Regions from separate parts of the Mus musculus genome. Here region 2 is linked to region 1. The links are chromatin contacts, found by Hi-C or POLR2A ChIA-PET in ENCODE. All regions are on one chromosome and are shown on one strand. Each heading gives the region's core, a stretch centred on a gene start or an enhancer-like site at or near the end of the contact. The rest is flanking DNA. Distances are from core to core; before and after follow the strand shown. Region 1 holds the start of Bend6 (BEN domain containing 6). Region 2 overlaps Dst (dystonin).

Region 1 (3,530 bases), core at 773-3,272:
TCAAAAGACAGATTGGCTAATTTAATGCATATTGAGCTCCAGGATGCACCAGGTACCACGCAAACACAAAGAAAGAAACAATTACTAACATGCCATTATTTGGGAAGGAAATGATAAATTAGCAACAAACCAGAAAGTAATGGACTCATAGACTAAATTCTTTCTAGCACTTGGTTTGTTTATTGTATGTATCCTTAAGACAACCCAGACAAAGAACAGAAGGAAATACATATAAAAAGATGTATGTATAAATCCTATTGAGTTTCAGTTAAACGTTTACCTTATCGGGGAGATAAATGATATTCTTGTGTGCAACTGAAACTTGTGAATGGCGGCAGCAAGGCTCAGGATGATAATAATCGCAGTAAATAATAGCTCAGAGAATCGGAATCGCTATTTACTTGCTGTTCGCTGTTAAAAGCACAGAATTTGGGGCAAACTGATTACTTTGCTGAGTTTACAGCCTCAGACCTATTTCTGTTCAGAGATATTTGTGCCATTTCAGCTCACTGCCAAGCTCTGGTCAGTGAGAAACGTAAGGATGACCTTCGGAAACCGCATCGGCTAGCACCACCCCCAGTTTGCAGAAGGTTACTCTGGTCCAGTATAAAACGACCCTCCGGTGCCCTGCTCAGCGTGCTGGGTTCTTCCTTTCGCGGTGTACCACACTTTGCAAGATCTCGGGATTCTCTTCAACCCCCCCCCCCCGCCCCCCTGCATAGCAGATAGGAATACAGTTTCTTACTGCAGTGGGCTGCAGTGTCAGGAGCCCTTCAGCTCTGTGCACGGGATGCAGAAGTTCCAGACAGCTCTGCTGACTGCCAGGGACCCGTGAAGCCTGTTTGGCACCCAGTGCTCCCCGCAGTCTGACAGTCAAGAGTCTCACCTTCCTCAGTGTCGGCAAGCAAGGTGCTTTCCATCCTCAGCCTCAAACAACAGAATGAGTGGCATATAATAGCAATCTGTATTTGTTTTAGGAGGCCAACATGCAAATAAGAGCACATTTTCCTGTGCTTTCCGTGCTTATGAACCTGGCATCAGGGCTAAGCAACATCTTTCCGCATTTCTTTTAATGCTCACACTTGATAATACATCATTCACCTATCAGTCACTAATGGCTACACATTTTTGCAGAACTGAACAGTTGGTTTCATATAGTTAGACAACAATACACACATTCCTATCGATTCTTCAATTGACTTTTGGAATTTTACGAATTATTTAGTTTCAAGCCAGTTACTAGAAATTGCACAAATGTAATATTTCATTTGTCATATGTCATATAGTTAATTTAAAAAATACAAGTCAATGAAAGAAAACAAATCATCCAACTCCCACAGGGAAAGCCAGTTTGCCTTAGGGGCAAGCAGGGCAGAGCACTGCACTGGCCCGCTAAGGCCGCAACACGCTGCAGGCGGCCACTGCAGCTTTGGCTTTCTCGCCAGGTGGCAGAGGCCCTCCGCAAAAGAGCACACCGCAGCGCTCACGCCTTGCCTTCTTCGTTGGCACCGAATCAGCGATCACTGTCAAGTGTCCAGCCCACAACTGCGATACAGTTTTTGCGGATTGTAACGGAATGTAAGGGAAGCTGGAAAAAAACGGCAAAGGGGAGAAGGGTGTGTACCCGAGTGTGACCGATCGCCGTTGTCTGACAGTGCCTAAAAATTTCTCCTGCAGTATCTACAGGCCAATCAATCACCAACTTCCTTCATCCTTCATCATGTCAGATCCTTACATCTAAAATCACCTCTCCCTACAAAGCCAATAAATGAATCAGGGTTCTTTGACCGTGGCAGAGCTCACGTCTGGGCTGAGAATCAGCACCAAGTTTGGGGGTGGTAGGGTGCAAGCCTGCAGACCGCGGCGTGCCGCCTTTCCTAAGATTGGACCAGCTTGGAGATGGCCCTTCCAGGTGCTCGCGCCTCCATGCGCAGGGACTACCCCCGCCCCCAAACCAAATAGCTCACCCTGCTGCATCCTCCGAGCCCCAGCCTCCGGGCGGGCTCAGGGAGGCGGGAGCCCGGGTTCCCCCCGGCTCCTTGGCGCCCCCTGACGTCGGCCTCCAGCAGAAGGTCCGCGGAGGCTTACACAGGCGAAACCCGGGGGTCCCCGCGCACCGCCGCCCGGCGCGTGGCCTGGCGGGCCGCGCGCGCACCGAACCGACCTGCTGGAGGGCGCGCGCCGCTCGGTCCCGGCCCCAGCCATGCGCGCGCGCCCGCACCCGCGCCGCCGCTGCCGCCGCAGCCCGTGACGTCACCCACCGAGCCCCCCGCCGGCTCGCCGCGCCCCGTCCCGCCCCACGTGCGCCGGCTTCAGGACGCCGAGGCCCCGGGCGGCCACCCGATGATGCTCCCAGCCGGCTGCGTCCCGGGCGGGGCTGAGCCCGAGAGCTGCGCGCGGGCTGGGGCGCCTGCGGAGGGAGGGGCGCGGCTCTCGCCGCTGCGCCGCGTGCTGAGTCATGGCGAGAGCTGCCCGCTGCTCTCCATCAGTCGTTCCGGGGCCGGCGCGGGGTGTGCAGCCATTGGGCCGCGCGCGGGGCCGCGAGCGCCGGGCTTGACGCGCTGAGCCGCGCTCGCCCCTGTCCGCCGCGCCCGCCCCGCGTCCCGCGCCCCGCGCCCCGCGCGCTCTGCAGCCTTAGCCCCGCGCCGCACGGCCCCCCGCCTCGCCCGCACCATGATCGCCGCCGCTTTCCTCGTTTTGCTGAGACCCTACAGCATCCAATGTGCTCTCTTCCTCTTGTTGCTCCTGCTGGGCACCGTCGCCACCATCGTCTTCTTCTGCTGCTGGCACCGCAAGCTCCAGAAAGGGAGACATCCGATGAAATCGGTCTTTTCGGGTCGTTCCAGAAGCAGAGGTAAGACACGCCGCCGCTGGGTTCTTCTGGGCAGAAGCGAGGTTCAAGCCTTCTCTGCCTCTTCTGCCCACTCAGTGCCCACTCCTCAAGCTAAGTGCATTTATTTATTTAACGCGCCCTGGCCCTTTGGCCTCACCTCCATCCTCTGAGTCACCAGGTTTGGATAACCACGGAGATTCGGAGGTCCTGGAAGGAAGGATCAGGCTCCGATTCTTAGGGTCAGTTTGCTAGAGCCCAGAAGGTAATTGTAGGGGAGTCCTGGGCTGAGGTACTCGTATCTTTGCCAAGCCTTTGCTGGAGCTTAGGAATAAAAAAGTAAGGCGTGATGATATGGGCTCCCCTCTCCCAACTTTGCTGGAACTTCTTGCAGAGAAATCACCTTAGAGACAGATGGTCCAATACTCTCTCCGCCCCGCCCCAATATGCCCACGGAATTGGAGAGAGACACCTAGAATGTGCTTTCCCGAATCCAGGTAAGTGATCAGTAACTCTTTAGGCTGAGAACAAGGAGTTAACGGAGTCTCGTTTTCCCTCTTTTCTCCCCAGATGCTGCTCTGAGATCTCATCACTTTCGCTCTGAGGTAATTTATTTAGCGCACACTCTCAAGGTCAGAGTAGCTTTCTTTCCTGAGTACCAGCATTAATCATATACGTGTTTAAAAAGCCAGTAGGGCAC
Region 2 (3,530 bases), core at 695-3,194, 40 kb after region 1:
AAGGGGCTGTGACAAAAACTCACTGCACAGCATTTCTCAGTGACCGCATTGACCTCCGATTGCCGGGAAGCCTGCGTCCTGCTCCCCGTTTCTCCTCTTTACTCAGAATACATTATCAGCGGCTGTTAGGTCATGGGACAACTCCCTCTGCATCCCCTCCCCCCAGCTTTCTGATAAGTACACCTCCAGAGTAAGCAGATTTTGAAAGAGAATGTACTGCCAGAAAAGCATTTAAGTCTTGAACACAGACCAAATATACACTTCATCTCAGCAGGGGCCAAAAGCTCGTTCCCATAACATAGTCAGGAGCATCAGTCAGCCCTTCCTCTCCTGTGCACAGTGATGGGGCTGGGGCGGTTTGGAGACATTTCTGACCAGCGCAGTGTATGCCGGGACCTCTGCTCTTTGGTTCCTGCATAGCAGCCAGTCTGGGGGGCTTGATAGGGAGTCTTGGCCAAACATCTACCCCTGACTGACTGCTGCTGCCTCCCTTTCATTACCTTTGGGATTTGAAGTCCTGCTCGGAGCTTCAGCACCAAACTTCAGTAGCCCTGATTAACTTCATTCATTGGTAGAGATATTGATGTTTAAAATGTTTAACAACCGGAGTTATTTCATATCGAGTGGTTCTTTCTAGTTGCTAGATCTGGGGCAGGTTGCAGAGCACTGGGGAGTAGGGTGATACAGGAGGACTTGCCGGGGTTTTTTGGGACCTTTACCCCAGTTCCTGTGTTTTATGCAACCATGCCCTTGGTGGCTGTGCAGACCCGGGCCTCTGCGTGCCGCAGGCTTGTCTTGCTGCTTCCTCTCAGTCCAGTCTGTTCTCTGCTTGAGCCAGTGCTACAGTATCTACTCTGTGGCTGAGACTGCCCAAGTTAGGATAGGGCTGGCATCAACCTCAGGAATCTTTTTCCAGAAACAGTCCAGAAATAGGTGGACCTCAAGATGAAGCTGTTCTTTGAGAACAGATATTTGGAGGATGCCCTTGATAACAGACATAGTTGTAAGATTGTGTTGCCACACATCCTCCCTCCCCCACTGTGTTGGCAGTTCAGTTTCTATGTGTTTCCATCTTTTACTTGATCGATCTCTCTCTCTCCTTTCCTCCCTCCCTCTCTCTCTCTCCTTCCCTCCCTCCTTCTTGGTATTTTTTGAAACAGGGTTTCTTTGTGTAGCTCTGGCTGTCCTGGAACTAGCTATAAAGCTAGACCAGGCTGGCCTCAAACTCAGAGATCTGCCCGCCTCTGCCTCCTGAGTGCTGGGATTAAAGTCCTGTGCCATTGCTGCCACCACAACCCAGCTCTGTCTCTTAACCTTATAAGCTTATTTTTGTGTCTTAACAACTCTGAGTGTATAGTGGCCATTGGAAAAGCTGTAAGGATTGCAGCTGAGATACTGAAGAAGTGTTTAGGTCTTTAGTATGACTTCAATTTTCAAAGCCCCTCCTGTTCTTTTGTCTTCGGCTTCCTGTGTCCCTGGCCCCACCTCTCTGCTTGCTTTCCTGCCTGGCTTCTCCCATGATCCTCTTTGTTTCTCACACCTCTCTGCACTGCCTTCTCACTTGCGACAGGCCTTCATGCCTGTTTTTTAAGTGTCATTCATCAAATATAGTCACATCTCACCATAAAATCTTGCCTTTAGCTCCTCCGAGTTTATAGCTGCTGGATCTGGGACAGGTTGCAGAGCCGCGAGTAGGAGCAAGCCGGGTGCCATGGATGTTGTGAACACACCATAAAATATGCTTATTTCCTTCACATCTCATGGTGTCTTGTTTTGGAAAGGATTTTTTACACACACGTTTTTACGATGGTGACTTTTTATTTATGGATTAGGGACTATTGTCTGTGACTCTTTAAATCTGAAGAGGGCCACATGCAGACAGATTGAGCTCACATTCATCTGTAATTACAAAGGCTGGGTTATGATTTGCTTGTGGCGGGGCTATTTATAGAGCCTGCCATTGCGCATGACTGTCTGGGCCCAGGGCTGTGAGACCTAGCTGCTGCCAGAGCAGATTGCACTGATTCTGCGCCTGCTCAGCAGGCGGTCTTTCCTTCTTACTGTCTTTAACTGTATGGCATCTTAGCATGCTTCTAGAATTCTTATCTGTGACCCACTTTGCTATGCCATATGGCTACTGTTTCTGCAGCATAGTTGGACCTGTTTGAGATGTATATTGTGGCCAGTGTTATGTAGTCATTCTCTCTCTCTTTCTCTTTTCTTTTCTTTTTTGAGATAGAGTCTTCCTAAAATGTAGCCCTGGATGGCCTTGAACTCACAATTCTCCTGGCCCAGACTCCCCAGTACTCTGATTATGGGTGTGTACCACCACATTTCAGCTTGGTTTTGTGTGTGTGTGTGTGTGTGTGTGTGTGTGTGTGTGTGTGTGTGTGTGTGTACCAGGTTGGCCTAATCTCAAGATCCGCCTGTCTCTGCCTCCTGAATACGGGGATTAAAGTCTGTGCTATTAGCGCAGGGCTCTAGCACCGTTCTTCTTCCTTGTATTAATGGGTTTGCTGTCCTTGCAGAAGCTTTTTGTTGCTGATTCTTTTGTGTCCTTGACTACTGAATAAGGTCCCCAAGTGTCACTGCTGGCACTGTTTAGGAGCTCAGACTTCATGTGTCTCGGGTCGGCTTTCTGAGGGGACAGGCTGTGACCTGAGATAGAGGCTGCCTGCATATTGGCTGGAGAGTGCTCCTCTGCTGAGAGGGAGAGAGAAACTGAGTTAGAAGAGGAGTCCATTTGCAAGAACACCCACCGATCTCCTGGGAAGTATCAGAGCTGTCCTGTTGGAAGCAGGCCCTTCTCCTTGTTGAGTGGCATTGGGCAGGCCTGGGCAGGGTGAAGGGTGTGATATCAGACCAGCAGCCACCTAGTGGGCAGAAAGGATTTTCCAGGTAGAATTTTAGCAACTGGAGAAGCAGGTGTATAAGGAATGGAATCTGAGCAGAGGCTCACAGCATCCAGAAAGCTACTCCTGTTTACCTTTATATATTACGCAATCTTTACTCCGCTTTTAACGGCAGTAGCAATGCAACATTGGGGTGCTTCTCAAGAGTCTTTTAAAGGCCAAGCATGCTTATTTTCTTTTAGGGGTTCATTTAAATGAAAAAAAAAAGAAAGAAAACATGGAATTGATGAATTTACGCTAAAAACAGTATGGGTCAGTTTCAGCACAGAGGTCCTACTGGAGAAGTTCTCCCAGAAAGATTCCATCTTCCAATGGCTGATTATTTCTGATCTAACCAAAAAAGCCAGGGTAGGAAAGGTCAATGATTACAGCGTTTTAAATGCAGCAACGCTGATTAGTTTGGGCAAGCTTTCTTTTTCTTCCAGTACTACAGCATAAGTATGAAAACCCACTAGGGGATAGGTATAATCATTTTTAGAAAAGCTGGGCAAATGCATTTTTGGTAGTATCATCTATGTGTTTGCAAAAACAGAACAGATGTTGTTTAATCTGCCTGCGAAACGTCAAACAGATGGAGCAGACATGGCTGCCAGGGGGAAGCTTCTCTAACCTTGTCTC

What was found. Hi-C counts contacts between places; a loop is a spot of excess contacts on that map. ChIA-PET counts read pairs that join two places held with the same protein, here RNA polymerase II (POLR2A).
Region 2: a map of left cerebral cortex shows a loop between it and region 1 (2.9-fold over the local background). The contact joins the enhancer-like site here to the promoter of Bend6 in region 1. A Hi-C loop is called at or near these places in 8 of 37 maps with a recorded cell type or tissue (heart and left cerebral cortex). POLR2A ChIA-PET finds 5 or more read pairs at or near these places in 3 of 5 experiments (all embryonic stem cell).

The regions. Positions count from the first base shown.
Region 1 is chr1:33,905,599-33,909,128 of GRCm38, forward strand. Bend6 (BEN domain containing 6) reads right to left here and starts at 2,023. Exons shown (of 7, transcript NM_177235.3): 1 at 1,968-2,023. Dst (dystonin) reads left to right here and starts at 2,627. Exons shown (of 103, transcript NM_001276764.1): 1 at 2,627-2,854; 2 at 3,401-3,435. The coding sequence starts at 2,674.
Region 2 is chr1:33,945,212-33,948,741 of GRCm38, forward strand. All of the region lies in intron 2 of Dst (dystonin), which reads left to right. Among named protein-coding and RNA genes, the nearest start is that of Dst, 39 kb to the left of the region's middle. Within about 2 kb of position 1,945, at least 2 of the 3 ENCODE cell types and tissues checked have a DNase peak (open chromatin) inside an H3K27ac peak, as active enhancers do; they include heart and left cerebral cortex, where a contact is called at or near this core.